Regions from separate parts of the Mus musculus genome. Here all the other regions are linked to region 3. The links are chromatin loops, found by intact Hi-C in ENCODE. Cell type or tissue: left cerebral cortex. All regions are shown on one strand. Links, peaks and the distances in the headings refer to the core of each region. The heading gives the core; the rest is flanking DNA.

Region 1 (10,755 bases), core at 837-8,836, 230 kb before region 3:
GGGCAGGAAGTGGCTGATAAAGAGGTTGGCAGAAGAGAATTCCCAATGGCACAGACCAGGTTCTTGCCTTCTGAGAGGATAATGAGGGGATAAGGTCACTGCTCTTGTATGACATTGTCAGATTAAAAAAAAAAAAAAAGAATGGATAACAGCCGACACTGAGTTTAAAAGTCATGTGCACCACACGGTGCAGGCATGAAATAGCTTTCCTCACAACCCTTGGATGTGAGGTTATCTACTGCCAGCTACCCAACTCGACATTCCTTGACTGGTTACGTGGGCACTCTGCCACCATACATAAAAGAGTCTTCCATTCTTGATTTGTGTCTTGGAATGCCTCCTGGTGGGAGAAGCATGGGGCATAGAGTCAGGAAAGCAAATTCCCCACCTCCTGTGACACTTGTGTGTGACAACAGGGAGGTCATTCCCTTTCCTTGAATGAATAGTTTTCCTACCTGGAAAGCAAAGTTTCATTTCTTTTGCTCTGATAATGTACCCAACAAAGGGGAACTTTGGAAAGAAAGGGGCTTATTTCAGCTTACGCGTCCAGCTTAGTGTCCATCATTGTGGGAAAGTCAGAGTGGTGGGAGCTTGAAGAAGGTGAGGACATCCACAGTCTAGAGCCGAAAGACAGATGCATGCATGTTCACATGCTCACTTGTCTGTGCTCAGCTCAGTCTCTCCATTCACACTGGTCAGGATTTCCTGCCTAGGGAATGGTCCCACTCACAGTGGGCTGGGTCTTCCCAAGTTAACTATCAATTAAAACAATCCCCTACAGATGTGCCCACTGGCCAATCAAATGTAGACCATCCCTCACTGAGACACTTTCCTCAGGTGATTCAAGGTTTTGTCAAGTTGGCAATTAAAGCTAACATCACAGGTACTAATGATCTCATGGTTGGGAGAATGAAAAGGACATGAGAAACCCTTCTACGACTGCAAAGCATAACACAAATTCTGTTTATCAATAAAGCATTAAGTAGAGCTATGACAAAGCACAGGTTTATAAAGGAGACCTAGGGTTCGGCATTAAGTTTCTTCTTCAAGAACAGAACATACATGTGAAGGGTCTACGGAGGACTAGGTGCCCAAACTCTGCCTATGTGGTTACTTCAGTGTCAAACTTCTGCTTCTGTAACCACAGAGAGAATGAATTTATAGATGTATTTCTATTGCCTACTCTGTTTTAAACCCCAGAAAACTGATCAGCAATTTTCACATATACACATATAATTTATCCTATTACTAGTTTGAAAACTTTTGCAACTAATAAACCTTAATCAAGCCAAAAAATTTTTTAACTATTGCCCTGTATGCCCATATGATACCGGGTGAACATGAACTATCATATTTTAATAGTTATTTTAATCCACATCCTATTTTTTAAAATTTGATATGCTGTAGATTTTCATGATTCTTTTACATTATTTCCTTAATTTCAGATGGACTTTTGTTTGATGCAGCCTCACCAGGCGAAAAACAAGCAAGATCAGAAAAATAAAGTGTCTTACTTGGGTATGACAGCAAGGCACAAAATCACTCCCTTTAGGTGGATGGCCCCTTGATCACTGTGATTATATTTTTAAAATACGGTGTCTGATCTCTAGGGCACTTTATCTGCAATTAAGGCTCTCTACCATTAGGTGGCAGTAGGGTCATGATCATGATTAGCCATGTAAATGATATTCTAGCTGGAGGTGTGTGTGTGTGTGTGGGGGGGGTAAGAACTTGTATTTCTTCTCTTTTCACAAGGGATGCTTTGAAAAATGAAAGCACACAGTTGGGAGTATCTAAGGAGTTATTTTAGTTTTTAACACTTAAGATGAACAAATATGAAGTAGTTATGGCCTTTAATAACTCAACACTAAATACTTTATCACTAGTATGCGCATGCATTTTCTGCCATTCCTAACAGATACACAGTTCATCCTAAACTCTATGAGAATCCCTTAGCCTGAGTCCTGACACCTGCTTCTGAGTTCCTGGACCCCACTTCCATGTTTCCACAAACCCGTCTCCGTGGCAAGGGACCACAAGATCCAGCACTTTGACTGGCAAAGACCACTTCAGAATGTACTGCTCTGGCTCCTGGGAAGAAGGAAGCAAGGATGCCACAGGCATCTGAGAGCAACGAATACTGAGACATTAACAGGGAAGAGGGGATGCTAAGCTAAAGAAAATTGTGATGCTGGACTCTGGTATTAGGGGAGGTAGACAGATTCCTCCTCCTAAGGGTGTTCTTGAGATAGAGACTTTGTTCAATAGGGTAGCACTGTCGAAGAAGCCCCTTCAGAAATGACACTCAGGGTCAGGTGCTGCTCGCGCTTGTTTTATAAGGGAGTGGTGTTTCTCTACTGCAGAACACATATCTTGTTGACAGTCAGCCAGAGCCGCACAGGTCTCATCACTAGAAGTAATCAGGGTAAGATAGGGCCACAGTAGCTTCGGCCCTGAGGGCACATGTAGCTTTACCGCCTGGGTTCCTGCGGGACATCACTTACCCATCCCAGTGGGGATCATATTCTCTTCCCTGTCCTGGCCTTTTATCAAATCAATCGATGGTGCCACACCTCATCCTAGTCTCAGGGTTAACGTGCCTCATTTTTTGACGACTTGCATTCTTCTGGTCACAGTTTCATGGGTGAGAGGCACCAGACATGAAGTGATTTATTCTGTTTAAAGCAGTTGATGGGTCAGTAGGATGGCTCAGTGGGTTATGGTGTATGCTGCCAAGTCAGACTAAGAACTAAGTCTCCAGACACACGTGGTGGGAGTAGAGACCAACTCTTACAAGTTGCCCTTTGACCTCCATATGAATGTCATTGCATATGTGAGCACACACACATAAGTAAAATTTTAAGAATGAAATATAGCAAAAGGAGTTGAGACTGTTTTGAGCTTCAAAGTGCATTATCCCAATAATTGCTCTGTGTGTGTGTGTGTGTAGGTGTGTATAAGTTTCTGTATATGTCTGTGTGTACATGTACATATGTGTATATTTGTGCGTTTGTATGCTTGGATACAAGTGCATTTATGTGTGTATGGAATCTAGAAGTCAACACTGATTATCTTTCTCTATGGCTCTCAAGCTAAGTTTTTGAGACAGGGTCTCTTTGTGACCCTCAAGCTCATTGGTTGACTATGCTGGCTGGCCAGCAAGCTCCAGGACTGGCATATCTCTATCTCTCAGTGCTAGGGTTCCAGACTCACGCCACCATGTTTGATTTTACATTGGTGATGGGATCACACTCTGGTTTCTCATGCTTACAGGACAGGAATGCTACCCACCAAGCCATCTGTCTCCTCAGTCCTCACTGCTGGCTTGAGTATGGATTTGGACAAATGGCTTTTATGGTTGGGAAGGATCTGTAAGGCTCTGTGTCTCCTTCCCATGGCTTTATGGCTTCTTGGCTTCCTGGCTCTGCTCTTTGAGACCCTTGCTCCTCCTCTGTGGGTGCTATTGTTAGGCAATTCTGCTTACATCCTGAGAGCCAACACTAGCACACGAAAGTCTTCACTGTGTTGTGGATTAGGAAGCACCCCTTTTCTGTCCCTTGTAATAAGCAAGCACACCTGTCTGTCTTGTCCCCTAGACTGATAGAGTGCAGCCCCTGTCTCTGAAAAACAGCCTAGCTAAGGCTTGGATCAGTCAATCTTGGTGTTTTCTTCTTGGTGATGGGTTTCCTCAACTTCCCTTCTCAGCTTGATTACCCTCTTCCTTGTTGGCAGTGGGTGTCCGGCAGACTGTTTGTTTCCAGGGATCTATGCCCTAGTCTGGTGAGGGCCACCAGTACTGGAGGCAGAGCAATGGGGGCATCTCCATAAAGCTCTTGTGACCCCTGGGTCCCAGTGTTTCCTCAGTTACTCTGGCAGCTGTGACTAAGGCAAAGCAGTGTTCTGTGCTTGCGCTGGCTCATTGCTTAGCAGGATAAGAATAAACTGAGTTATGTTACTTCAAAAAGAAAAGCATCCAACATACCCAGTGTGGGGATGCTCCCTCTTGATAGAGGGAGTCTGAGTGATGACTAGCCAGACATAGGTTCTCAGGGGTGGGACTCCAAGCTCAGGACCTTAGGTCTGTGAGTCAATTCAGCCCCTGTTAGCAAGGCATCAGATGTTCACATGTGGATGTTGTCTGGGACTCACAGAGGAGGAAGGTGGCTGTTTACCTCAAGGGGCCCACAAGAGGGACAGACAGACCAGCACTTAAGACCATAGCTTGCAGGGAGGGGAGAGAGTCCTGATCCTTGCTGGGCACAGGAGTCAGCTTTTACAAGGATGTACCCCCATCTAGGCAATCTGAAACAAGAACAGCTGCCCTTAGATGCTACCCACACCAAAGCCTGGCTAAGCTGGAGCTTTCTGGACTAGAGAAGGCTGGAGGATTTAGTTAGGTGAGCCAATGTCCCCTGCTACTGACTCAGAGAGAGTTCCAGCCTCAAGAGGCCTGGCCTCTCGGGCTATCCAGGATCTTGCCTGGGCTTTCTCTGAACCTCTCAGCTCGGCCCATCCACAGCTCAAGCAGCAGGCAGGCATCTTGGGTATAGACCTTGAGTCCTGTACTTCCTCAGCCCACTCAGACTTCACACTTTCCCCCAACCTGCTTTTCCTTGAAACAGTTTCTCAGAAGGGAGTTTGAAGCCTCCTTTCTTTCTCTTCAGAAGAAAACATTCCTCTAGAACCATCTGCTCTGAAAACCCATCCAGATATGTCAGTGGCTCTTTCTCTGGGACCACAGGCCAATATCACAGGTCCCCAGTGTCCCCCAAGCTCTGCAGGTATATGCATGTCCATTCTTTTTTAAATTTTTTGAAGATGTATTTATTTCATTTTATGTGTATGGGCATTTTGCCTTCATGTATGTCTGTGCACTATGTGTGTGCCTGGTGCCTGAGGAGGTAAGAAGACAGAATTGGACTCCCTGGAACTGGAGTTCTAGATTTTCTATAGGTTCTTGAAATCCAACTTGGGGTCCTCTGCAAAAAACAAGTGGTCTTAACTGCTGAGTTATTTCTCTAGCCCCTGTTCATTCTTGTCTGACCTGAAGGCTGCTACAGGTTGATGTTAAGAACAGAAGGGGTGCTGGGTGGAGAGGTACAAGCCTTTAATCCCAGCACTCAGTGGGCAGAGACAGGTGGATCTCTGTGAGTTTGAGGCTAGCCTGGTCTACAAAGCAAGTTCTAGGACAGCCAGCGCTACAAAACCCTGTCTCAAGGAAACAAAACTAAACAAGAACTGAGTGGGGTTGGAGGGCCTTCTCTAGCACAATGGCAGGTCAAGACAGGCTAAGGAAGAGTGGGAAGGGAGCAGGGCCAGGAGTCCCGGGTTCAAGTGTGCTTTGCCCATGACTCAGCAAGTACCTTGGTCCAGGAACTCCAGCTTGTCCTGCCTAAGTTTTCTGTGACCCACAGAAAGGAAACCCAGTGCGATAAGGCTGAGGTAGTCTGGGGTTAGGGTAGGATGCACTGCTCTAGGCCTATGGACCTGCAGTTCTCCACAGAGCCAGGCAAGGAAGACGTTAATATTCTCAGTCTATAAGTAGCTCCTGCGGTTGCAGATAAAATTAAATGGCATGACTATTTTGGTAGAAAGTCAGGTAAAAAAAAAAAAGCCGAAAAATAAGCTCTCTGTCAAATGCCAATCCCCACCCCCCATCCGCCACACACACCCTGTTCTTTTTTTACGCCCATTTGGTATTTGTTTTTAATTCTGGCTGATTGTCAATTTTAAAACCTGATGCATAGCGTGGCTTGCTATTCCGGAGGCGTTATTTTAAGATAAAACAATGTAAATTCTGCCTTGGGATGGCAGATGGCTGGCAGTTCGCTGTTTGGCAATGCAACTGGTATGGTATGTTGAGGATTGAGAGCAGCAGGTACAGGGCTCAATTCGAAACCGCCACAGATGCTCGGAGGGAGCGGGGGAGGGGCGCAAGCTGGTCAGGAAATCGAGTACGGTACTGGGAGCTCAGAGGGGGGAAAAAGATGGTAACTAGCTGAAAGTTTGCTTCTTCTGGGCTCTTCTCACTCTCTTTCTTTGTCTTTGGCTGCTCTGTGGAGATTCGGAAAGGCCCTTAGAGGTCAAGAGCTGGTGAATGCTTCTCATTTTGCTTCAGCTCAGTCTGATGGGTAAGGCCTGGGCTCCTTGAGAAAGCACAAGGCAAGGACAAAGGAGATAAAGGAAATCTGAATGTGTTTTTCCACAGAGACATGCAAATGGCGGCATCAAGCAGGGAGCCTGCACCTAGTGCAGACATTGTAGGGAGGACGGACCAGAGTCTGAGGAAGACACAGAGCACTGCCAAAGGCAGTTTCTCACCTGAAGAGCCTCACTACAAAATCTTCCCTGTCACCTTCACTGTGGGGCCAGAGAGTGACCAGGAGTTGGGTGCTGACCTGGAGAGGAAGAGGTCAGAGGGGGTCCATTCAGAGCCAGTGAGGACTGCTGAATGCTTTTTAAAAAGGTCACTCACCCGCAGTCTCCCCTTAGAATCTCAAAAAGACTCAACAAGCAAACTCCTCTGTGTGATTATGTGATTGCTGTGTGTGTGTGTGTGTGTGTGTGTGTGTGTGTGTGTGTATGCATGTATGTGTGTGTGTGATTGTTTATATGTGTGTATGTGTGATTGTGTATGTGAGAGATTGTATGAGTTTGTTGCCTGTGTATGTTTGGGTGTATGTGTGTGTGTGTGACTGTATGTGATTGTGTGTGATTGTGTAATTGTGTATGAGAGTGACTGTGTGTGACTGTATGTGATTGTATGTGTGTGATTGTGGTTTTGTGTTGTGTGAGTGATCATGTGAGTGATATGTGGCTGGCTGTGTATGTGAGACTTTGTGTGATTGTGTATATGTGTTTGACTGTAATGCATTTCAGTGTGTGTAATTGTGTGTATGAGTGTGTGATTGTGTGTGTTTGAGTGTGTATGTGAGACTGTGTGTGTGATTGTGGGTAGTATGTGTTGTGTGTGTATGTGATTTGAACTCTTTAAACTCTTTTTCTTAGTCTTACAGTGCTGGGAACACACATGGCTGCTTTTGCTGATGGCCCCCTGGGTAATGCCTGAAGCAATGTCTCTATGAGGCTGCTGAAGGTCCCGAGCACAGCTGAGGCCAGAGGACCTGGCTTGGATGATGTAACTCCAGAGTAAGACTCCCTCCTAACCTAACCTAACCTAACCTAACCTAACCTAACTAACCTAACTAACCTAACCTAACCTAACAAACTTCAGAGTGCCATGATCCTAAAGAGTCACTGTATTCACTATGCAGGTGAATTCCCCAAGGACCCCTTCCCCTTCCCTTTCTGGTGTCTTGGCAGAAAAGACAAGCTAATCAAAATTTAAATTCACGGGCTCCTCTGGACCCTGAGTGATGAGCAAATGCTCTGTGAGTCTTTAGACCGGTCGAGGCTGTGTGCTGTCTCCTCAGCTCAGCTTGGCCGGGATGCCATCCGCACATAGGCTCCCACCCTCAGCTGAGGGAAGAGTTATTCCTCTCAACAAACCTTTAGTAGCTAGAGTCCCTAGGGACAAAGAGATGACTCTGCTTTGATTCCTGCCCTAAAGTCCTGCAATGTGGCTGCATACAGTCTCATCAAGATGTTGCCCAGTAGGGTCTAAACAAAAGAGACCCCAGAGGCTGAGGGGCTCTGAGCTCCTCGCTCCTCTGGGAGGGGTTGTGACCAGACAGGCGATGTTGGGCCCTTCCCCTTCTGACCTATTGCTCTGGTGAGGAACACAGCATCTGTGGTCTTCCTTCTCTGTCTTCTGGTCCAGAGCAGAACACTCCATGGCCATATTCCCTAGCTATGGACCAGACATCTCCCACCAGAAGATGAATGGGAGCTTCTGGAGCCGTGGGAGTCTGCAGGAGGCTGTAAGTGGTAGGAGGAGGCAGTTCCGAGAGACGAGACCGCTCTGCTGGTTGTGTCCCCAGCCAACCATGCAAACCACATCAGTGAGCTCTGGCAAGGATTCCCGGATGTCTTGGGAGTGCTCTTAACACCAAATGGATCAAAGAGAAAAATCCCCCCAAGATGCTGCAGAAACAGCATGGCCTTCTGTTGTTGCATGGTGACATTTAAGTGTGTGGGGAGCGTCGGCCGCCATGGTGGGAACCAGAACCCATAGAAAGAGGGGGTGGGTGGGAGAGGGAACTGTGGTTAGAAACAGGCAAGGAACACTTTACAGGAGGGACCCTATCTGAGGCCTCCCTCACCTCTGGGAATGGTGGGGAGAAAGGGAGAAGAGCTGCTTGGTGAGTGCTAGACTCTATATGGATGGCATGGCCAGGGTCAGGGCTGTGCAAAGAGCCAGGAATGGAAAACACTTGATGCAAGGCTAGCCCAGGGCAGGGAAGGGGCCTCTTCCCACCCTCACTGCTCATGAGCTGGAACCACTTTGGGGTTTGGGTTTCTTTGTTCACAGAGTAATTGTGAGTATTTCTTATTTCCTTAACTGGTTGTCCAGCATGTCCTCCACAACATGGGGAAAGGGGATGATGTTCATCTATGAGGCAAGTGTCATGGGGCTTCACTTTGGCAGTGGGTGGCATATTCTATGGTGGGAATGCTTCCAGTTAAAGGCAGTTACTAATTTTCACTGTCCCAGGCATGGCTACAGACACATTTATTATCAGAGTAATCTTGTAGATACAAGGTTTCAGTGGGATGTTTTTATACCCACTTTACAGGTAAGAAAACTGAGGCTCAGAAAACTTAACTGATTGATTCATCTGAGTCTCACAGAAAGATACCAAAGCCAGAATGGAAACCTCATCTCTCTTCATCTTCCAAGTCAAACATTTCTACTCTGCTTCCTGGGAACAAAGGAGTTCAGCAATATTAAATTCTAGTCGGACAGAGGCTTGAAAGAAAGTACAGTGCTCATGTGCAGGAAGTTACTTCCTCCAGGAAATGGAGAAGAGGGCATTGACAGGAAGGTAAAAGGGGCACATAGAAGAGTAACACTCTTATGCTTAAGGTGTTAAGTGTATGCCAGAGACCATGCTTCACACAGCAAAATTCAGACTCAACAAAGTAGTATTTTTAAAAAAATTATTCATTACTATTGTGTGCATGTGCACTACGTGTGTATGTGTGTGCGTGCACCTTCAAGCTCAAGCATGTATGCTACAGGGTGTGTGGAGGTCAGAAGACAACTTAGTGGAATCTGGTATTGAGTTCTGATGCCATGTTTGCTTAGCAAGCACTTTACCCACTGACCCCGAGGAGTTCCTCTCTTTAGGCAGCCAGACACCACAGAAACATTTAAACAAATGGCCGAATGTAGATGCCTCATTGAGAGTTGTGAGGAAGGCTGAGGGTTCCTAAGCAGGTAGGGTGTGATCAGTGGCGTCTCTCAGGAGCAGTTTTTACTTCTAGTCTGAGTTTTCAGTCCTGAAGATTCTTGTGAGATGAAAGGACAGGCTGATGCCTGTCCTCGTACCCAAAGATATCTGTCTCCCTGTCGGGGGACAGTCAGAGTCGATAGGACCATTTCTTCATCTTGCTCTCAGCTACCAGTGTGTAAAGGCGAGTTAGAGATTCAAACTTGGAAATGAAACAGGGCTCTAGGTTCCAGGCACAAGCCTCACAGGCATAACGTAATGAACTTTCGACACGGACTCCCAAGCTGTTGGCCAGATAGGGGCTAGGAAGCTATTAAAGTGGCTCATGATGTCGACAGGAAAGTGGCGCTGCTCTCTGCTCTGTCTTCCCTAGCACTGTACCTTTCAAAAGGCCTGTTATCCGAGGGAAGGTAGCAAATGTCTTTTGAATTATGTCTTCAAGAAACAATACTTTTCTGCTCATTAAATGTGGGGGTGGTGAGATATGACCGTGAGCTGTGAGCCTCAGAGGACAAAGGCAGAGGCCACCAGGGTGTTGCTTGGCTCTATTAGCTGGGCAAGGCTGTTTATTGGGTTGAGAACTGCTTTATAATTAGGGAGTGAAGCAAAGGCACAGATAAGTGACTGCTGAAGAAAGTACTAGAATAGACAGAGGCAGGGGAGCCACAGGCTGGCCCAACCCCTTTCCCCCTCATCACGGAAGTTAGAAAGAGAGCTGAACCTTTGTAACTCAGTATCTATCTCCCCAGAGCAGGTAGCAGAGAGCCCTGGCTAACATCCTAGAGGTGGCCCTCCTCCTAGACGAAGCTCAGAGCCTGTGTTCTGCCACTTAAATGAACAGCTATTCTCCTGGGGGAAAAGACACATTGCCAAAGCTTTGTGCCAGTTTGTGCTGGCTTTGTGTTACATACAGGACACTGTATTGCTGGACAACCATGGCAAGCTCTGCCACCAACAGCTTAAAAATCTCACCGAGGAACGGGTGGGTTCTGAGCAGATGGTAACTAGCTGAGGCATTGCCCATAGTCCATAGCAAAAGCACACCAAGAAATTAAACTCGAAATCTACAACCAAACTAGGGGAAAGGATACCAACAACGTGTATGCCAATGAATAAGGCTCATGTCATGAGACATGAGACAGCCAGTCATGCCGGAGAAAGCAGAGGGAAGCCATAGGCCAATGGGGAACCAGCATCAACACATCCATGGTTTTTGTTGACAAGCATGGAGAGGGACAAACCCAGCTGAGGCTGCGAGGAATGGTCTTCACACAGCCATGCAGTCAAAAAGCAAAATTCCTATTGAGCAGTCAAGAGACTACAAAGGCCAAGCCGAAGGCCAAAGGACTAAGAAGGAAGCTACCAAAAGCAAGCCACTGCATGGCTTTCAGACTCAGTGAAG
Region 2 (10,755 bases), core at 1,202-9,201, 180 kb after region 3:
AGAGGGGACAGTGATTTTATTTTATGAACAATGGTTAAGTGTCTCCTGAGTGCTGGCTACTGGGAAATAAATATTCTAGATTTCATCTATTCATTCATTCATTCATTATAAAAAGCAATCCTCCAACGACCCCCCTTCACCCTTCTTCCCTGTTCCTCCCTCTCTCTCTCTCTCTCTCTCTCTCTCTCTCTCTCTCTCTCTCTCTCTCTCTCTCTCTCTCTTCATTCCCAGAGGCCTAGCAGTCTTTTTGTCCAATTGGATGTTATTTTTCATTTTCTTCTTGTCACTACCTAATGTCCAAATTTATTTAAATCATCCTCAGACACAATCCTACAAGATATGAATCACATCTGAAGCAGGCTTTTTCCCCCCTTCGAACTTGTCACCCGTCTCACCTATGATTGACAAGATTTCTATTCCCGTCGTTTCTACTAATTCTGCTTCAAATCTGTATATTTAATGAACACACCAATTGGTCCCTCGTTATCAGTCAGAGCCTTTTTTTTTCAGGGCTAATGCACTGATTTTATAATTTATTGTGCATGGTGGCTGCCTCTAAATGAAATTCGGTGAAGGCCTTGTCCGGTTCCTATTAAAACAATATCTGGCACATGAATATGATCATGAGATTCCCCCACCCCTCTGTCCCCTTCTGCGCATATAAACAGTTTCATGTTCCTGTTAGACTCTTAAACACAAGCAAGGGTCTTCTAGACCTAAAGTATGTTGAATGTTATAACTCTGCACAAAGACGAAAAGAAAAACAAGAGATTACCTTAAAAAAAATTCTCCAATGCAAACACAATCTGACACATGCTAAAAATTGCCCGAAGCACTAGTGAGCTATGGTTCCTCTCCCGAGGCATATAATTCATTAGGAAATAATCTCATGCCCTATGTAGCAATTGAACAAAAATATTTATTTGTGGTACTATCAGATGATAAGGAGAACAGGGTTTCTTTGGGAGCGAGGGGGAGGGGAAGCCTGCAGTAGCTGCCCACCATAAGCATTGCAAATGAATCATTAGCCTTCATCCTGCAATCTAGGTCAGCATAGAGCGATGGGAAGATGGGATGGCTTTTAAATCTGCAGTAGGCTCCAGTCAATCTGCTTAGAAGGCACAGGAGGCCCAGTTACACTGGACTGGAACGTTCCAAGGGGAATAGAGATACTCTCACCTGCTGAAGGGACCATTACCTGACCCACAGAGTCATCAAAAATAAAGAAGGCTGTGCCATCAGATGAATTACATTTAAACACACGTAGACTTTAAGCTTTCCTTGTTCTGCTTTTTAAGACCTGAGCAGGATTTGCCAGACAGATCTTTAAAAGAGAGATGCTATCTTCCAGCCTACTGGCTGGAACAGGCTCCTACAACCCAGGTGAGGACAAGGACTTTGCAAATCATCTCCCCATGTTGCAAAAGAAAATGGGGGGCTGGGTGTCCTCCAGCAAGCCGTGGTTTGCTTTCCTTTTGGCTTTCTTTAAAGATTAGGGGGGTTGTACACTATGAATAATTTGTCAGATAAAACAGAAGCAAAATAAATTGACTAGTGACTGCCATCTGATAAAGGAAACTTGCACCAAAGACCCTCTTCAAGGGCCTTCCTCATTCTTCACTCAAAATGAGTATGGAAGGGTGCTGACTGTGGGAGCTCACGCTTTGTGGGTCCTTCCTCAGAAATGCTTATGCCAGCTTTAATGTGATTACTTCCTGAACACGTTATAGACTTAGTGCACTGGGTCAAAGTCCCTGAACTGTCCCCAAGCTCTCTCCCCTCAACACACACAAGCTGGCTCTGTGTATTTTTTTTCTAAACATGTCCCGAAATACAGATCAAACTAGAGAAATGTACGTAGGAGCATCTCAAAATTCACTCTAAGCAAAACGAACCAAACAAGACAAACAGAGCAGGCTACTTCTTTTAGCTTTCCGTAAATGTTTTTGTTTGCTTATTTTAATGGTCACTGTGCCTAGTCATAGGATAGCCTGTGGTAATTCAACATACATTCACAATGGGCAACTATTAATTCAGAGTAATTAGTAACTCCAGGTCCTCAGAATTTTATCATTTCTATATGTTGGAAAACCTGCACAGTCTTCTTTGCCAGTAACCTTGAAAAATAGCATACATTGCTTTAGACTAATGTTACCCTAAGCTACTTACTTCCTTTATTTGGCAAAAAAAAATCATAAGAAAAATATGAAAGTACAAATATGATATAGAAGAAAATATGCGACAACAATAACAACAAAAATGACCCAGGTTTTGTCCTTTACTAGGAATCAGCCTCGCGGTTCTAGAAGGGATTTTTTCCATCTCTCTGGGCCTTGATTTTTTTCTTTCATGTGCATCAGGAAGAGTCAGGCAGCTCCCAGGTTCTATCATTAGCAGTCCAAATGCCACCTCCAAATCTGTTTTCTGCTGTGTTTTGTTTTTGGAAAGACAAGGTAACTGCAGAAGTATCTGCAGTTATTTCCAAAGATGTGAACTGACGTTCACAGAAAGCACACACTTCTGAATCTGCTGAAATTGATATAAACCTTGCAAACGAGGGAGGCTCACTGTAGAAACGATCTTCCAAAATAGAGTTGGATGACTTTGAATGATGATTTTATAAACCTTGATTCTCTCTCTCTCTCTCTCTCTCTCTCTCTCTCTCTCTCTCTCTCTCTCTCTCTCTCTCTCTCTCTTCCTCTCCTCCCTCCCTCCTTCAACATTACTGGAAAGGCCTGAAGAAAACTGGTATCAGAAATACAGGTAGATAAGTAAGAACAAACTTAGCTTATTTGTCTGAATATTTCACTAAGGATAGAGTTTTGTATTCCAAAACTAGAAGGTGACGATAGAATATTCTATTTCAGGACATTTTTTTAAAGCCATTTAAAAATTTTCTGCCACAGGATAAATGACTCCTCCTGAATGCTAACAACAAGGGAAGAATGTGCTAGAGGCTCCGCCATCATATTAAAAATTAAACCGGCTGCATTTCATAATGGGCTCTCTCTTCTCTCTCTCTCTCTCTCTCTCTCTCTCTCTCTCTCTGCGTGTGTGTGTGTGTGTGTGTGTGTGTGTGTGTGTGTGTGTGTGTGCCCGGCTTCCATCTTTCTTCTCACTGTGGAGATTGCACTCAGACACTGTTCATGGTTAACACTGGAGCATCAGCTGAGAGAGGTCAGAACCCTACTTCTCTGAACAGGGAACCACAAATGTCACTGACACATGTCACGGCTTGGCAAATAATATATTTCTTTCCAATCTCCTGCCCCTCCCGTTTACCCACTCGCATGCATGTGCTCAGCTGAAGGGCACCTCTCAGTCTTCCTTCCTTCTCCTTCCTATGGTGGGACCAGCAGGAGGCACGCCATTCACAATGAATTCAAAAGTACTCCCCTTTTGATTTCTGTTGTCTTTATTTTAACCTCAAGAAGGGAGAGAGATTTAACTCAGTCTTTACCCCAGGCTACGCTAATACTTAGGTCATGTCTGAGCTCTCTGGGGAAGCCCTGCTTTATCCCATCCGTGGGGCAATGGTGTCTTTTCAGCGGAGCTGTCCAGCTGTCCAGCCATATGGGCCCCAAACAGCCCAGTCAATCCGATTTGGGGAGGTTTTACAATGTAATTTCTTAACGTGTTAGTACTTGGGGTGAGTTTGATCAGGCGCATAGACAGCCCTTAAGCCCAAGGGTTTAGGTTTTAAGAAGCCATTACAAATGGCCCAGCATCCGTCCGCTCAGACTGGTTAAAAACAGATATGAAATCTGTGGCTGGGGGAGGGGCAAGGACTCCTGACCCCCTGGTTGGAGAAAGTCCCAGGGGTATGCTCTAACTATTAATTCAGCATCAGCTGCCGTATCTACCCCCCACTCCCTTTCTCTTTTTCTTTTTTAACCCTGGGCTCATCATTTAAGGCGTTCCCACTCGGGCCTGCGGAGCCTGTTACAAAACCAGGTCTCCGCTCCCCCACTCCACCCCCACCCCGGCGCGCGCGCCCCACGCAGCAAGACGAGAGAGCCAGCGTCCCGCAATGCCGCAACGGCGCAGGAGAATTGCATTAAAAACGTTCTTAAGCTAAACAAAACCCTAGGCCTATCTGACAGTCTAGCACAGGAAAGTATCCTCCATGTCCCATTGCTCTTCAGTCAAAACCGACTAGACCTCAAGTCACAGCCCCACCCTTTCCTGGTGCAGGGGTTCGAAACTGTCTGCCGAGGAATGCTTTATAGACAGAACATTAGAATAGTCCTAAAGCTAAAAACCTTGATCAAAATGGTGGTAAGTAAGACCAAGTCACCGCAGAGAGAGACCAGCGATTTAGTGGGGACTATTATGAAAGTGGTCAGTGCTCCCAGAAAGATTGCCTAGCGAGGGGCCTTTGCCAACTAGTTACATTTTTTTAATTAAAATCCGTCACAAGGATGTTTTCTAGTTCTTACCCACCCCTCCTAAGATTCTCAATTCTAGAAATTTACAAAAACAGCTTATTTCCTAAGCTTCTAGCCACACAGTGTTGAAGCAAAAAACAGCACATGGGGGAGGTTTTGTTACAGCCGTTCTTCTGTTGGGGTCCTTACCTAACAATTGACAGAAACAGAAATGGCCTTCCATCCAGGGGGCATCCCCGGAGGTCCATCAGGGCTAGGTGGGCGCCGCGGCCACCACCCTCTGCACTGGCCATTGACAGCCACAACATTTAAGACTGCTTTTAGCTTTCCGAGTTTGTTCTCCCCTGTCTAGATGTCTTGAATTCAACATAGCCCAAGAAACAGTTCAGTTTTTTTTGTTTGTTTGTTTATTTGTTTCTTTTAAGTCATCAAAGAAAAGCAGGCGTAGGGAAAGCAGATGGGCCTGCGTGAGCAGGTCGGGGCTGCCTCGCGGCTGCCGCAATAGCCCTTTGGGAAGACAGATTTCTCATCGCAGGCGCGGGGGCTCGAGTGGGGGAAGGTCTTTTTGGTTCGCTCTTATGGGGGACATTCATTCTTGGTCCTTCTTTAAGCCACAGCTAACTCTGCTCTTGGAAAAGAAAAACAGTTACACAGCCACACAAGTACAACAAAAGGCGCCTCCCCGAAGTGGCTCTCCACGTCCGCAGGACGGGTGGCTGGACGTGTAGACGCACTTTTGTGCCTCTGTAATCTCGGACGTCCATCTGGCCCCGGCGGGCGAGGGCGGGCGGGAGGGCGCGGGCAGGGGAGGAGCGCGCGCACGCAACTAGAGGCGCGAGCACGCGCGCCCGCTCTCCTTCACTTTCACCTTGACTGCGGGGGGGGGGGCGTTGGTGGGGGCGACAAGAGACTATGGTCCTCCATCCCCCCACCTTCCGCCATTCGTCTTCCCACCCCCAGCACTGTCCTGCCCAGACGCCAGCCTAGGGAGGGGTGAGGAGGAGGCTGCACTGGCGCTCGGGTCGCCGCACCGCCCCGCAGCCTCGCGCTCTCCGCAGTGACAGCAACCACAACCGCAGCAGCACCCAGCTCCATCCTCACCAGCCTGGCTGAGCTACAGCCCGGCAATTCGGGCTGAGGACGACAAGCAGAAGGTGTGCAAGTGCCCCCGAGCTCCCCACTCCATTGACCGAAGCTCAAGAAACCGGGAGTGGGCTAGCGGCGGTATTGCACGGAGGGGACTGAGAAAAAGAGGACTGGAGACCATGAAGCTATTCAGGCAGGGGTAGGATTGAGCCCCCCGAGTCCACCCAGAGGACTTTGGCAGGGTCTGGGGCGGCCAGGGTGGCTTCAAGGGATCGGAGGGCTCTGACCACTGCAGATGCGGCGCGTGTGGGTGCGGTGAAAGCACCCACTTCTCCCAGGATCTAAACGGATAAACGGAAGCGAGTGTAAGTGTGGGGGTGCGAATCGCCACCTCCGGCCTTGGCTTTCCCGTTCGTGAGAGCACCCCCACTTCTCACTTTCCCCAAATCCGCATTTTTCTTGGCACAACCCTCCCGAACACCGAGCGAGGAGAGGGAGGTGCCCGGGGGCAGTGAGAGTGACGTGTGCTGGTGCAGAGGGGGGGGGGGGGGGCTGCGGGCCGGGCTCTGTGGACCTACTCCTAATCCTCTTGTTTTCGGAACTGTCAGCAGATGTGGCTTCTCTTAGCTGAATAATCCGTTAAAGGAATAATAATTTTTAAAAAGGACCTCGGCCTCACCCAACGAGGACAGTGAAGGAGATCAGCTCTTGGTAAGACTAAAAGAAAAGGCACTAAATTCTCTGCGTCCCTCTCTCTGTCTTCCTCTCAATCCCCTCACCCCCTCCCCCTCTCTTCTCTCCTCACCCCCCCCCCTTTCTCCCCCATCCCCTGCAATCCGCACTCGACGCGAGTTCACGCGCAGGGCTGGATTTCCAAGCTGCACTGCAACTTCTCAGCGCGTTATTATTATTCATCTGAGGGTGCAGCCTCTGCAACCTTCGCCTCCTGCGCTAGCATCCTTCCCCCTCGACCGCGGCCACCAGCAGAGCGGTTTCTTCTGCACGCGTGCTCTGGTTCACCAGAGGAGGATTCTGGCTTTTTGCTTTTTTGTTTTGGTGGTTTGGTTCGGTTTGGGGTTTTTTTTTTTTTTTTTTTTTTTTTTTTTTTGGTTTTGTGTCTTAATTCTTTCAGGGTCATCGCCAGGATGCTTTTCCTCCGGCCAGGTGGAGCCAGCATCAGCGCCTGCCAGCAGCAATTCCCTTCAATAGCCGAGGAAGCACTTGGGGCTTGGCCAGGGAGGCCGCTCCTTGCTTGCGGGGCTGACTTTAGCCTCCACTACTCTCCCGCATCCATCTGCGTGTATATTATCCCCATCCCTTTTTATTCCAATAGATCCGCCTTTGGTTTGGACTGGCTGAAACGCGGCGGACTGCAACCAGGATCCTTTAAAGGAGAACAAAAAGATGAGGATATTGTGCGGGGGTTCCGGGACAAAGCGTCTTGGGACGCGCGGAACTCTGGCTCCCCGATTGGAGAGATCAACGCTGCCCAACAGTACCCGGCCGGACCTGCGGACCTCTGAGGTTATTCGGACTCAATTTTATTGATTTTTGTGGCATGCTTTAAAAGGGTCAGTGTTAGGTAAAGACTGTGTCCCCCAACCCTGTGGGGTGGGTGGGAAGCTGAACGGAACCGATCCAGTTAGATTTAACTTGTCCTCTATGCCCTCTACCTGGCTTTTTTGAGCCATTGGGAAGGAGAATGGGGAAGGCTTAGAAAAGAGAAAGGGGGGGGGGGGACGACTGCCTGAAAGGATAAGGCACTAGTAGGGAGTGGGATGGACCAGGTGAGGGAGGTCTGTGGGTTAGGAAGCACCTTCCTCACTCTGGTGCACTGGGTGGGTTTGTTCAGGGAATGGCAACGTGGGTGTCTGTTGAAAGCAGTCTTGTGAAATTGACATGTACATGCATAAGGTGACTGGACTTGTGTGTAAACAGAGTGATGGAGAGCAGAGAGGGAGGGGTCTTAAAATAATATTTTATTGTCCCTATGGATTTGGGGATCTCTCCCCCACCCCACCCAGCTACATTCTATAGGGGTGACCTTTTAAAATCTACACCCACCCTTTACCTCTGTAAAACCGGTTGACGGGTGGGGTGGGGGAACATGTAGGGGTGCGCGCTCTCTCTCTCTCTCTTTTCCCCCTCCCCCCTCCCAGTCTCCCTCCTCCCTCTGTCTCCCCCTCCCTCTCCCTTCACTCCTCCCTCTCTCGCTCTCCCTTCGCTCCCCCTCCTTCTCTGTCCCTCCCTGCTGCATTTTGCATGAGCTATCTAGGTCATTAGCATTTTAGCGTATGCAAGACTTGACAAGGCTGATGAGGGGCCAGATGGGCCTCGCTCTTATTTATTTATTTTTTTTTTCTTTTCCTTTTTCCCATCCACCACTTGGGACCTAAGCGAGAGGACCGCAGCAGGAGAGTTCCGGAAGGCTGATTCCCACAGATCCTGGTAAGGGACCGCAGCAGCTCTGCCCTGCGGCACGCCCGGCCAGGCTACACCCGGACCCTACACTCAAGGTAAAGGCGGCGGTCACAAGCCCTGCCCAGGCAGCAGTAGCTGGGCCCCTGCTTCCCATCCCTTTCCTCTCCGTCATCTCCCTCCTCCTGGCCCCCCTCAGTTTCCTAGGCGAAGCTGAGAGCGAACTGGGTGGGTAGGATTCGCTGCGGTGGGGCGAGGTGGGGTTGATGTTTTTTCATTGTCTGGAACTGCAGGGGAGGCGAAGCGCGAGGAGAGGAGTGAGGGAGTCGGGGTAATTAACACGGGGGAGGCACCCCTCCGTCTCCCACTTCCACCCACATCCCGAACCCTCCACCCCCCTCCCCTTTGCAGGAAAAAGCTTGGAAACGAAAGGATGCGGGAGAACAAAGAGCCTACGGAGGACGTGGCTGTTATCTCATTGTCTGTGACTGGGGGAGCTGCGGTAGGAAGGATGCGGTGGTCCTTAGCTCATCGCGTTCCCCAACCCCACACCCTCCCTGCTGTCAGTGCGCACGCACACGCACGCGTCGCCAGCTTTTTCTTTCTCATCTCTCATTTTTTTCATCTCATCTTCTCCCCATCCCCTCCCTTTCTTTCCACCTTTCCTTCCTTTCTTCCTCCCTTCCTTTCTCCCATCCTCCCTCTCTTCCATCCTTCCTTCCTTTCCATCCTTCCTTCTTTCTTTCCTTCCTTCCTTCTTTCTTTCCTTCCTTCCTTCTTCCTTCCTCAGGAGAAAGGCCTCTCTCTCCGTGTTCACAGCGGACCTTGATTTAAATGTCCATACAATTAAGGCACGCGGTGAATGCCAAGAATGGGGCTGTCTGAGCACCTTGGGTCCACGAGGGCCTGCCACGGAAGGATCGACCCAGCACAACGCCCTGGGCAGATCTCAGCGCTGCAGCTGCAGGCGCCCACAGTACGGGTAGCAGGCTTCTGAGTGCCTCGCAAAGTAGCCCTTAGGGTGGGGAGGTGTGCAGCTACCGACAGAGAGGGGTTTGTGCAGATGCAAATAGAATCTAGGAAGCAAACAACTCATTCTGTGACAGAAACACGGATCTATGCAAGCGGGGGGGTGGTGGTGGTGGTGGCGGCGGCGGCGGCGGCGGCAGAAAATAGCCTGGGGACGGCTGGAGAGTAAAATGTGCCCCTCAGCTCTGGGACCCTGCCCATTGTAGAAGGCCGACACCTTCATCCCTACCTGTCTTAGTTCCGGATTTCAATTTATTACCCTTAAACAAATAATAATAACCAAGTACCCATGCGACTGGCAGACTGCCCCAAAGCCTAGACTGCAGCTACCTTGTATTGTGCTTGGGGTTGCTGGGGTAGTCTTTAGGGGAAGCTGTTTGTCACCCGTTGGTGGAGAGCTGTGGGCATTTGACAAGCTTAAACAGATCTCTGGAGTGAGCGAAGGCGATCGGCAAATTTGTTCATGGACAGCGCACAGACTCCATCAAAACTGACAGCTAGCCCACTGCTCTAAAGCAGGGCCTCCCAGCCTCCTTGGGGCTGTGGCTGAAGTTTCAGGCAGAAATCCAGAAGCTACAGGAAAAGGAGGCGCAGCCCACCCCCAGCCCCCAGAGTGTGGGCCTCTCCCCATCGCTCTTAAAACCCCAAGACAGAAGGAAAATCAGCATGAGTAAGGTGGAGGCCTAAGGAAAGTCTGTTTTGAAGCAGGCTGTCCAGGAACAGAAAGGGTTAATCCTCCCTCATCCTGAAGCACCTGCTTCCCAAATCAGCCCCCAACAGCAGCAGCTGGTCCTGGAGGCCCCCGACACAGTTCCATCCCGTCTCCATCTCAGTGTTCCGCCAACCTGCAGTGGATGGATGATGGCCTGGTGGCCGACCTAAACTCATTAATTTTCAGGTGGAGTAAATGGAGGAGGGGCAGGACCCAGCAGCAGAGGGAGGGAAAGGAGGCCAAGAGCTGGCCTCCTCCCCCCCCCCACAACCCACCCCCAGGAAGCAGGCTGTAGCCCTCCCCCCTGCTGTCATGCCAGAGGCCTGCCTTTGCAAGGCCAAGCCCATGAAGGATGTTTAGGAGTTTAATCTGATTCCTAACACAGTAATCAGGGTCTAAAAGAGCATCCGTTGAAGTTAATGGAGGACTCTTGTCTCAAAAAGCCTCAGCCTCATCTAGTCTAGTAAATTAGTATTTGAGGGTATATCATAGATCAGTACCTCTCTGGCCTAGTTTCCTCAAGAGTATTCATTATTTCTTGAGTATCTACTATGTGTCCTTCTTTACGATGATTTCAACTTCTAAATTTCCTCACAGAAGAGAATGTTAGAGCTAGCCAGGCTGAGCTTCAATTTACCACATTCCACCTAGGCATTCCCAGAACCTTCTCCCGCTCTGCAGAAATAAGCCACCGCCTGCTTACTCTTGCAGGCAGAAAGCTGCAGTGCCCACACCCTGAGGGTGTCTCTGGCTGAGTCCTACCGGACAAGCCAGACTGCTTTCAAGGCAGAAAGGGAAAGACCCAGCCACAATGGCTGTCCTAAGAGACGCCATAGCCATTGCTTCGAGAAAATCTACCTCCCTTGAAATAAAAATTGGCCCTTTCCTGGGGTGCTCCCTCACTTCACAAATGGGTTAGAAGAGAACGGCTAGTGTGCTGTACCATTTTGGGGGTACACCCATTTGCCCCCCCCCCCCCGTGCTCATTGAGATGTTATTTTGCCTTCAAGCAATGGCCTAAGCAGATGATGGCCCAACCCCCCTGGACCACAAATATCCCCATTAGCAATCCTCTACTCAGTAATTGCTTCCCCATGATTCTTTCAAATGTCCCCTCGTCCT
Region 3 (10,755 bases), core at 1,434-9,433:
AGCACCACACCCAACAAAAAGCTCAAGCTGGGATTTGCTGAAAAAGATTCTCTGAATGGCCCAGGAAAAGCCATCTTTCCCCTCTCCCTAGACATAAGCCCTTTGCAGCCCATACCACCATATGCCCTTGCTTCTCTGCCTTCTCTTACCACTTTCCCCCTGGAAATGTTGACACTTGCTCTGATGGTCTTCCACTTGTCTCCTGATCTGCCTGTCCACCCCAAATCCTGGCATCACTTGGGGCCATCTCACCTGTCCACAAAGTTCCTCTACATCTTCGAATCCCTTTTGTTTCCACTCATGTTATAGATACCACCAAATATGTACCCCTCTACCCATGCAGCCCCAGGACCAACAGGCCATTATTTGCCGCTGCCTTGCACAGTCATTCCCAACACACCCATTCTCCGCAGCATCATGCTTCCACTGCTGCGGCCCTACTCCATTCTCTGGGTATGCTTGCCTTTCCACCCAGAGCACAATTCAATCTGTCTTTTTCACAGGCCAGAGATTAGCTTGCTTGCTTGCTTGTTTACTTGCTTGCCTGCCTGTCTCTTTGGGGACAGGGTCTCATGTACCTCAGCCTGGCCTCAAATTCCATGTAGCAGAAATTGACTCTGAACTTCTGATTCTTCTGCCTGTACTTCCTAAGGGCTGAGATTACAGATGTGCACCACTGCACCCAGTTTATCAAGTGCTGGGGATGGAACCTAGAGCTTCATGCTTACTAGGCAAGCACTCCACCAACTGAGCCACGTGCACGTCCCAAGTCATCTAGCTTTGTACTTCCTTTATGCCAGTCATCTAGCTTTGTACTTCCTTTATGCCATAAGTTCCCAGGGACCTGCTCCCTACTGCGTGGCTCCCACAGAGAGGATTGCTCTGACAGAGCAGGCTGCAGGTTCCACTGAGCTCTGGTCTCTTTCCCTTTGGCTTCTGCCTTTTGTCATCTTTCCTTACCAGCTTCAGGAAGCTGTCTCAACTCCTTGAGGGACCTGTGTGCTTGATAGATACTTTAATTTTTTATTTATTTATGTAAGAGTCTTGCCTGCATACCTTGTTTGTTAACACCTGCAGCATGCTGGATAACACCCTTAGCTCTTTCAGCATTACTATGGTAACGCACAGAGTATTCTCTTTAGAATGGTGTCATTCCTCTGTGATAGTCACAATCCCACTTTTCTGGTAGATTCATATCTGTAGTGGCCAAAGGCACAACTCCAAGAGTTGGAGTTGGAACTCATTGATCCTCAAGTAGTTTAAGAATATGTTATGGGGGTAAAATGGTCCCCACAGACTTATATTTTAAAATTTGGCATGCCAGCTAGTGGTGGTATTTTGAGAGATCATGGAACCTTTAGGAAGTGGGCCTGGGGAAGGTGTATGCTTTGAGATTTATAACCATCCTTATTCCAGTCCCGTCTCTGCTTCCTGATCCATAGAGGTGTAGGCAAGCAGACCTACAATCTCCCACCACCGTGAAGCCACCATATCTTCCCTGCTGTGGCGGACTGTGTTCCCTCAAACTAAATCAAAATAAATCTCCACTCCCTTATGCTGCAACCACATCCACCCTCACCAGATCCCTGGACTGTTCTGAGCATCTGCCTCTTCTTCCACCCCAATCTACAGGACACAGCTTGCGGATGCCACAGCCATGGGCTGCTGCAATGACAGGTATAGATTGTAGATAGGCAGATCTGTGCTACATGGAGTCCCTCTCCTGGCTCCAACAAGCCCCCTCTCCACCTCCTCTTTCTCAAACCTTTATATGCCTCAGGATCTCACGCCATCATCTCACTCCTACCTTGCAGAAAAAGCTAGGAACCACCCACCATCACTAGCTGCATCCGTGCCAAAGCCTCATGGCACCCGTACCATCTCAGTGGCATTTTTAAGTTACTAGCTTTCACTGAGTTCTAAAATCCTGAGCATGATGAGTGCAAACAAAAGCTTCCATCTCTCTGTGTGATATGTATTAGTCCACATCTCCAATCCATCAGCCTCTTCCAATTAGTAGAGCAAGCACTCAACTCAACAATGAGAATCCCATAGCATGCTTAGTTGGCTCTAGTAATTGTGCCCTTCAGTAGGGGAATTCTGCCATGGCCAAACGCAGGCTGGGCAATCTGCAAGAATCCATTTTTAACCAATCTCTCAGCTGTCCAGTCTCCTAACAGTGTCACCCATTGGCCAACACACTAGAGCCAGAGAGCCAGAAAGCCCTTTGGGGTATATGTAGCCCATCCAAGCACAGAATAGGGTACAGAGCAGGTCTAGAAAACCGAATGGAGAGTAACTTTCAGAAGAATTGATTAAGTACAGCCAAAACTGATCCCCAGAAATACTGGAGGCTCTAGAGGATGTGGAAACACTGAATTTGCCATCTGTGGCCACACTTCCATTCTTATAACTGATCTCTCCTGTTCCTCTTCTTGCCTAGGGTAGTAGAACTGATACTAAGTGCTGTAGGCTCTGCCCACCCCCATTGGTTTCTCTTGACCCTGACCATACCTTTGTAGGCAGTGCTAAACTGCAGTCATTTACCCTGAATGCACTTCTCTGATCCCAGCCTGCCCCAGGAGCTTCAAGTAGTGTAAAAACAATCCAAAACTTCATTGTCCCCAGCATGCTACCCAAGTCATAATTCTGGAGCATATCCTTCCAACCACGTTGCCTCTTCTGCAGAAAGGCTCAGCTTCACTGACCATCTGGAACTTTCCAAGAATTGAGCACTCAAGACTTTTTTTTTGTCTGGCACAACATCTCTGAACAGTTCTCTCTCCAAGATGAAGGTTGAGTGTGAATCACCATTGGGACCCACATACTGATCAGAAAATCAAATACACAAACAGTGCCTTACCCTAATTGCTTCTCCATCTAAAGGCACCCCACACTTGAGTCATTCAACCCACACCACCAGCAGAAAATGAATGCAACAGGACCTCTGTCACTTCCTCCAGATGCTACGGAATGTGACCAACAAAAACACAAATGGCAGGCCCTGCTGTGTCCTGTCATCTTGTTCAACAAGACTCTTTTCTTTCCACAAAGGCCTGTTCATATTTTATTATAAAGATCTGAATTGTATGGACAAATTATATATCACTATTAGAATATGCCACAAATAATACCCCAGATAATGGGTCACCATGGAGCTAATAGCTTCAGTTCTCCAAAGTGATCTTATGCAGATATAACTCTGCCCTATAAGGAGGCAGAATTGTAGTCTATATAGATGTCCAAAACGCTAAAAGGTGACCTCTGATCCCACATGCTTAGAGGAGGTTTCCAAAGTCCTAGGAACAGAGGTATTTCCTCTGGAGCAGTGGTTTTCAATCTTCCTAATGCTGTGACCCTTTAACACCTCATGTTGTGGTGACCCTCAACCATAAAGTGATTTGCATTGCTACTTCATAATGGTAATTTTGCTACTGTTATGAATAATAATGTAAATATCTGTGTTTTCCAATGGCCTTAGGCAACCCCTGTGAAAGGATTGTTTGACCCCCAAAGGGGTCACAACATACAGGTTGAGAAACACTGTTTTAGAGTCTCCAAAAACTGCTTTAAGTATGGCTATAGACTATAGAGGTCAGGTCAAAAATTGCAAATTGAGGACTATGTCTAAGGTGATGTATTGGGGTACAGGGAAGCAGTGGGAAACGAGGGCATCAAGATGGCTGCAGCTTGGCTGTGGAAAATTTCACAGACTATGATGAAGTATTTGGACATTATTGTGATGTCATGGGACCTCACAGAAATCCCTTGAGTGAAGACATGGCTAGACCCACAGTACTTCCTCAGTGAACTCATGAATGACATGACCTCTGTTATGTGTAAGGGCTACTCTTCAAATAGAGTTGTTGCCTCCTTCTATCTGTTCCTGTGCATGGCACAGGGCTAATACTCAGTTAATGGGTGCTGAATACCTGGCAAAGAGCGTTTATTACTTAGTCTTTTCTATAATGAGGGACATATCTCCACAACTGAATATCCCCACCAAGGCTATCCAAGAAATGAAAAAAGAACCATCACCCAGAACAAGAATGTAGACCCATAAAATCTACAATGTATGCCAAAGATCTGAGGCTCTGCACCCCATCACCATCAGCCTAAGAGGATAGAGAAGCAGAAATAAAACAGTGGGAACTTTCTCTAAAATTGATACCTTTGACTCAGCATCCTCATCATTCTTGATGGATGAAAATTAACATCTTAGAGTGATGAAAGATTTAGTATTTACACTCTGCCCTGCCAAAGCTATGCTTTGGGAGGTCATGTCAGTTCTGGAGATTCAAACTCAGGTCCTTATACTTGTGTAGCATGTGATTTTACCCACTGACCCATCTCTCTAAGCCCCGATCTTACAATCAAAACAAAAGTTTCATTAGAATAGACTCAGTCTTCCTTGTTTCAACCCCATCTTCAAACAACATATTAATGAACTAATGTAGAGAAACAGAATGTGAGCCTCAGTCAAGATAGCATGATGACGCTGGCCAGGAGCTCAAATATGTCTCTGAGATATATGAATATATGTGTGATATAGTCAGACTCAGCTTCCTGCCTGAGAGCCCTAAAGTAAAAAATGCAGGCTCTTGAGAAGGAGAAACATTTGCCCCACTAAGGGTGAGCATGTTCTCCTTGCTCTAATGTCCTAGTTAGGTTTCTATTGCTATGGTGAAACTCCATGACCAAATCAAGTTGGGGAAGAAAGAGTTTATTTGGCCTTCACTTTGACAAAACGTCCATCATTGAAGGTAGTCAGAACAAGAACTCAAGCAGTGCTAGAACTCAGAGGCAGGAGCTGCTTACTGGCTTGCTTCCTGTGGCTTTGCTCAGCCTGCTCTCTTAGAGAATCTAGGACCATCATCCCAAGGATGCACCACCCACCTAGGGCTGGGCCCTTCCACATTAATCACTAATTAAGGAAATGCCCTACAGCCAGATCTTATGGAAGTGTTTTCTCAGTTGAGGTTCCCTCCTCCCAGATGACTCTAGCTTGTGTCAAGTTGACATAAAACTAGCCAGCACTGCTAACTCTGTAGATGTTGAAGCTGGGACTTGATTCGAGTGTACTGACTTTTTACTTGCTCCTGGTGTGAAACCCCAAGCTAGCAAAGACTACGTTGGCAATGATTTTGGATTGCAGGGTAATGCCTAAACACTTCCCTGATAGTTCTACTGTCAAAAAAAAAAAAAAAAAAAAAAAAAAAAAAAAAAGAAGAAGAAGAAGAAGTGAATGACTTCACCTCTTCACCTCCTCACTGAAATTCCTCATCACACAAACAGAATTACCAAACTGTTCTTTCAGAGGCCATATAATGTAGTTTCCGATGCATACGTCTGGATGTCAACCAGGTGCCTTAACACTAAGAAAGCATGGATGTTCTTAGCAAGCCCACGCTCCAAATACTATTCAAGTCACATTGAAATTAAGCACTAGGAAGGAAAGTGTTAACACTGACTTTGCCTGTGCTATCCAAAGCTGCCTCTGCCTCTGCCTCTGCCTCTGCCAAAGTACTTACTTTAAAGGCAGTCGCTACATTCACTTCATCTCCTGGCCTTAATTTAGGTTCTGCTATGCTCGACAATTTCAATGCCAAGAGGAAGAGACTGAGTGAGAAAGGGACATACTGGTCTGAACCTGGAGAGCTGATCTAATTGAACTGAAAAAAAAAAAAATTAAAACCCTCCTCCATCTGCTCAGCACACCTGCTGATGGAGCACAACCACAGGTAGGGAGGAAATCCATCAGAGACCAGTTATAAATAGACTTTTATTTCATCTGCTAAGAGCTTGGCAGCCGAGGTGGGAGGGCTGCCTACGCGCTGGCAGCCGGGAGAAAGCACTGTGCTGCTTTTATGCTTCAGTGGAAGGATCGGAGAGAAAGAGAACTGAAAAACAATGAAATCTAAAGTGGGATGAAATAAAATGGGACCAAAACCCCAGGGCTGATGTGGCCACCAACCAGCATGCAGTTTAAGACTGTCAGACATCGTGGTGAAAGATGGGGAGACCTGATGACAGATCATGCCCCTCGTAGGAATCAGGTGGAGACAGACAGGCTCACCCATCACTTCTAGAACAAAATTGGCAAACAACAGCCACCTTTTAGTTATTTATAAGATGAAAAAAGAAAAAGGAGCATGGCTCTGGGTTTGGTCTTTGCACTGCCCTGCCACTAGCTCACAAACTATATAGCATTTGATGGCTGGTGCTCATGTGTCCATGCAGAAGAAATGGGCATGTCAGTGGGCCATCCTGGCACAGGCATTTGGGTTCCTCGTCTCTGGTAAATGAGAAACAGTCATTCTTCACATCCAGCTGCCTCTAGAATGGGCTTCACAGCCAGGCCAGCAAACAGCAGTTAAATTGGGGGCTCACCTTCAAGGGAGCACATGAGAGGGTCTGCTGGACACAATGGCTGTCCAAGGTGGGCCTCATGTAGTATTTGGACCCAGAAACTCAAGGGCAAAATGTCAGCAGTTCTATCTCTAAATGAGGCCCTGGAGAAAGAGGTGAGGGAGAAAGGGGAGGGGGTATATTTATCTCACTTGCAGAAGTATAGGTTCTCAGAAACCTCCCTCATCCCCAAGAACATTAAGGATATCATCAAGAAGATAATGACCCACTATTCTGTCCCCACCAAGGACAACAAGAGAAATGGGATTGACTGTGTCAAGGGAGAACTGGGTTAAATGGAAGAGCTTCCTGGCAGCAAAGGTTATTAAACACTGGGAAGGGAAAGCAGTAGAGATTAGGGGTGCTCCCGGGAGGTCTTTCCAAAAAGCAAAATAGCTTGCCAACTACCTGAGGTCACTTAGGTGCTATCTGCCAGCTCCTGTACCCTTGATCTGGGAACTAACTCACCGCTTGGCCCAGCCGAGGGACAGCTACTGCCATTCTTTCATAATGAGCTCTCAGAAGGAGAATAAGAGCTAAGAAAATGACAAAAGCACTCATGGAGCTAAAACTCATTTTTCCTTATTTAAATGGTACATTGGGATTTTGTTTTCTTTCTTTTTCTCCTTCTCCTCCTCCTCTTCCTCCTCCTCTTTTATATATTTCCAGAAACGACCAAACTGCATCCTCACAGATCTGTTCTTCTAAAGCATTAACAGGAACACGGGTGGGAGACGGTGTGGGGACGTTCTGAGCTGACAGTGCAGCCAGGCTCTGCTGTGCACCTCCACACCAAGCACTGCTCATCTTGGGGGAGCTGTGGCTCGGAATGCAGAGTCTCATGCATCAAGCCACAAAAAGACCAACCCAAGAACCTCTTTACCATTCAATTCTTAAGGTTTTTTTAAACATTGTGTTTTTAATTGTGCATACTTGTGTGTGTTGTGTATATTGTACACAGGAATGCAAGTGCTCATGGAGGCCAGAGAATGCATAAGGTCCCATGGAGGTAAAGGTGTGAGTGATGTGGGTGCTGGGAATAGAACTCAGGTCTTCCAGAAAGGCAGAACCTACCTTTAATTGCTGAACCATCTCCCAGCCTCTATTTTTTTAAAAGCTCTTTGCATGTATGGGTGCAAGCATGAGTGATATATATATGTGTGTGTGTGTGTGTGTGTGTGTGTGTGTGTGAGAGAGAGAGAGAGAGAGAGAGAGAGAGAGAGAGAGAGGGAGAGAGAGAGGGAGAGAGAGAGAGAGAGAGAGAGAGAGAGAGGAAACACTGAGTATAGAACTATAAAGACTAGAAAGATGGCTCAGTGGTGTGTAAACATATACACACAAGCATTCAGAGAGATATATTTACACACATAAAGATATATTCATGATGACCTCTTATTTTCAAAGTCCATGTTATCTAAACTCTATGAGTATCTATTGACCGTTTATTTAAAAAAAGAGACAAGCTAGAGAGTGAACAGACCTATGACCCAGGCCCTTCTTCCTTTGCTGCCATAACAACATACCAGGCTGTGTCTACTTGTCTGTCCTCCACTCCGCTGAGAGCTTAGTGAGTTGGGCTGCTGTGTGTGCTGTCTCATCCTTTACCCCTGAGGAACTCATATAGGATGAGGATAGATTGACTTACTGATTGGATGAGTGGATGGATGACCTAGGATTTACCAAAGGATACATGTTCCCTACTGTAGGGGATACAAAAAGAAGAGGAGGAGGAGGAGGAGGAAGAGGTAAAATGGAAAAGAAGACAAGGAAGAGAAGAAGAGTAGGGGTAAGAAATAGAAGCTAAAACAGCAAAAGCAGCAACATCCTGGGTTGGGGAGATTGCTCAGTTGGGGCAGAGTGCTTACCTTGTGTCTTACTTAGGGTTTTATTGCTGTGAACAGACACTGTGACCAAGGCAATTCTTATAAAAGATAACATTGAATTGGGGCTAGCTTACAGTTTCAGAGGTTCAATCCATTATCATCATGGAAGGAAGCATGGCAGCCTGGGGCAGACATGGTGCTGGAGAAGGAACTGAGAGTTCTATATCTTGATCTGAAGACACCCAGGAGACAAGAATTCCATACTGGGCAGACTTTGAGCACTAGGAGACCTCAAAGCTCAGCTCCTCAATGACAGACTTCTTCCAACAAAGGCTACACCTAGTTCAACAAGGCCACACCTACTAAGAGTGCCATGAGCTAAGCATTCAAACAGAGTTTGTAGGGACCAAACCTATTCAAACTACCACACCTTGTAGGCATGAAGATCTAAGTTCGATCTAGAACCACTTAAAGGAAACAAACAAAATAACAAAAAAAGACAGGTATAGAAGTGGGCATTTATACTCCATGTGCTTATTAGACAGAGACCTGTGGATTTTTTGGGTTCACTGGTCAGCCAGACTAGCCTACTTGGTGAGTTCTGGCCAGTGAAAGACTGTTTTAAAAACAACCCAAAGCTGTACAAAAGCATGAGGAAAAGACACCTAAGGTGGTCCTTTGCCCTCCATACACACATGCACAAACTCACATGTGCACCTACACACACACACACACACACACACACACACACACACACACACTCATTCACTCATTCACTCACAGGAGCACCTGCATGCACACAGCACATTACTCTCCAACTGAGCCCCTTCCAGAGTGAACAAGCGCTAAAAAGACAGCAAGAGCAATGGAGTTAGAGACAGAAGGCTGGGTCTGCCCACTGACCTTGCCACTAAAGACACCAGGCACTCTACTTTTCTGGGCTGCAATTTTCTTACCTGCTGGGGTTGAGGGGGTCAGGGAGTAGGACAACTACTACTACTGCTATCTGTAGCTTAGATAACATGAAAATGGCAGAGGAGAGATGGACAAAGATGCTAACTTGGGAGAAGAATTCAGCAAGTGTAGGAAAAAGACGGCCCTTCCCAGTTCCCACCTTTCTACAGCTTATTCACAGAACTGAGTAGGGATTCAAGATGGCCAGTGGCCAGTGAGCACCAAGTGGGGTGGGGGAGCCAGGCTACTCCCCTGGGGAGGGCAATCCTGCCAGATCCAGCCTAGAAGGCAGGCCCAGCAAGCTTAGTTTGGCAAGCCCTGGCTCCCACTGTTATTAATTCCCAGTGAGAACTTTATTGATGACTGCAGTTAACGGTCTTGCTTCCAGGATCCCGGATGAATGGTAAAGAAACTGTTCTCCCAAAGGTGTTGATTTTTGTTGTTGTTGTTGTTGGTGGTGGTGGTGGTGGTGGTGGTGGTGGTGGTGGTGGTGGTTTGGTTTGGTTTTTGGTTTTTCGAGACAGGGTTTCTCTGTGTAGCCCTGGCTGTCCTGGAACTCACTTTGTAGACCAAAGTTTTTTTTTAAAGGCTCATAAACAGATTTCTGTAGTAATCAGCAAGCACACAGAGGGCAGTGCCCAGTGCAACCCATCCACCGCCCAGCCCCTTCTCCTCTGAAGCTGTGTCCCTTTGTTTTGCAAAGTGATTTGGGAGATTAAGAGGGTTTTGTTTGGGTGGGAGGGCGACACCCTGGGTGAGTAAGTGCTACTTGATTGCACAACAAAAGACGTGCTGGAGATTCAGCCACAACTCAGCCCCACTGGCCCCAACAGTTTGCTCTTCTCAATTAATTTATTTTGTTAGAAGAACTAAGAGAGGAAGGAAAAAGCACTGGCTGTACAGAGAACATTCACTACGTAGAAACGGCTGTGATCAAATCAAAAGGACATTTCTTCCAAGGGCAGGGAGCTCCTGTTTGGGGAGCTGCAGGTGGCCTGGGGCGTCTTTTGCAGCATCAGTGTGTCAGCTAACAAAACAACCTCTCAGGAGCCCTGGGCTCAGTGGTTGACTCCAGGAAAGCAGGAATCTGTCCAAAGTGTCAACAAATTGAGTCTATGTGGAAAATTCAAAACTATCACCTTGCTATTAAGAGGATACAAACCTGGCACGTTGGAAACAATGAGAGTTAGTCCCTTTTGCTTTCTCTGCCACATCCAAGAACATGGACTACGAGTAGGTGTTATGAGGAAAATTAAAATTGTCTCTGAAAACAGAAAATGTATGGTACGGGCCTGCAATGCTGAACTTGGACATTAGAGGCAAGAGGATCAGGAGTTCAAAACCAGCCTGGTTTGAGGCTATCCTGAGCTACACGAAATCATGTCTCAAAAGAGAGAGAGAGAGAGAGAGAGAGAGAGAGAGAGAGAAAGAAGAAGAAGAAGAGGAGGAGGAGGAGGAGGAGGAGGAGGAAGGAAAGACGGAAGAAGGAGGAAAGAAAAAGAAAGAAAAGTGAAAAAGAGAACAAAGATTGAGAGAATGCATTCTCAATTCATAATTCATATAATTAAGG

Evidence for each region. A loop is a pair of places that touch in the nucleus more often than their neighbours do. Peaks named below come from ENCODE experiments on the same cell type or tissue, not always from the same donor. Only the 100,000 strongest peaks of a DNase experiment are listed, where the experiment ranks them.
Region 1: it touches region 3 in a loop (6-fold over the local background); 2 of 42 quality-filtered maps call a loop at or near these places.
Region 2: it touches region 3 in a loop (10-fold over the local background); 5 of 42 quality-filtered maps call a loop at or near these places.

What each region holds. Positions count from the first base shown.
Region 1 is chr14:64,167,634-64,178,388 of GRCm38, forward strand. All of the region lies in intron 5 of Msra (methionine sulfoxide reductase A), which reads right to left. Among named protein-coding and RNA genes, the nearest start is that of Gm52129, 26 kb to the right of the region's middle. In left cerebral cortex, for the core only: a CTCF peak has its summit at 1,635 (motif pointing right); DNase peaks (open chromatin) are centred at 1,648, 3,945, 4,591, 5,108 and 2 more places; H3K27ac peaks cover 7,226 bases.
Region 2 is chr14:64,581,970-64,592,724 of GRCm38, forward strand. It overlaps Mir124a-1hg (Mir124-1 host gene (non-protein coding)), which reads left to right and starts at 6,146. Exons shown (of 4, transcript NR_040709.1): 1 at 6,146-6,185; 2 at 6,808-6,998; 3 at 7,872-7,990; 4 at 8,304-10,755. Mir124a-1 (microRNA 124a-1) reads left to right here and starts at 8,688; the gene lies at 8,688-8,772. Mir3078 (microRNA 3078) reads left to right here and starts at 9,216; the gene lies at 9,216-9,302. In left cerebral cortex, for the core only: a CTCF peak has its summit at 1,365; DNase peaks (open chromatin) are centred at 2,459, 3,367, 4,024, 4,637 and 9 more places; H3K4me3 peaks cover 4,681 bases; H3K27ac peaks cover 7,759 bases.
Region 3 is chr14:64,398,473-64,409,227 of GRCm38, forward strand. The region is part of intron 1 of Msra (methionine sulfoxide reductase A); the gene reads right to left. It overlaps Gm52130 (a long non-coding RNA gene), which reads left to right and starts at 8,154. Exons shown (of 2, transcript XR_003951178.1): 1 at 8,154-8,194. In left cerebral cortex, for the core only: no CTCF peak of the experiment used is centred there; DNase peaks (open chromatin) are centred at 1,775, 2,756, 5,075, 5,570 and 2 more places; H3K27ac peaks cover 7,713 bases.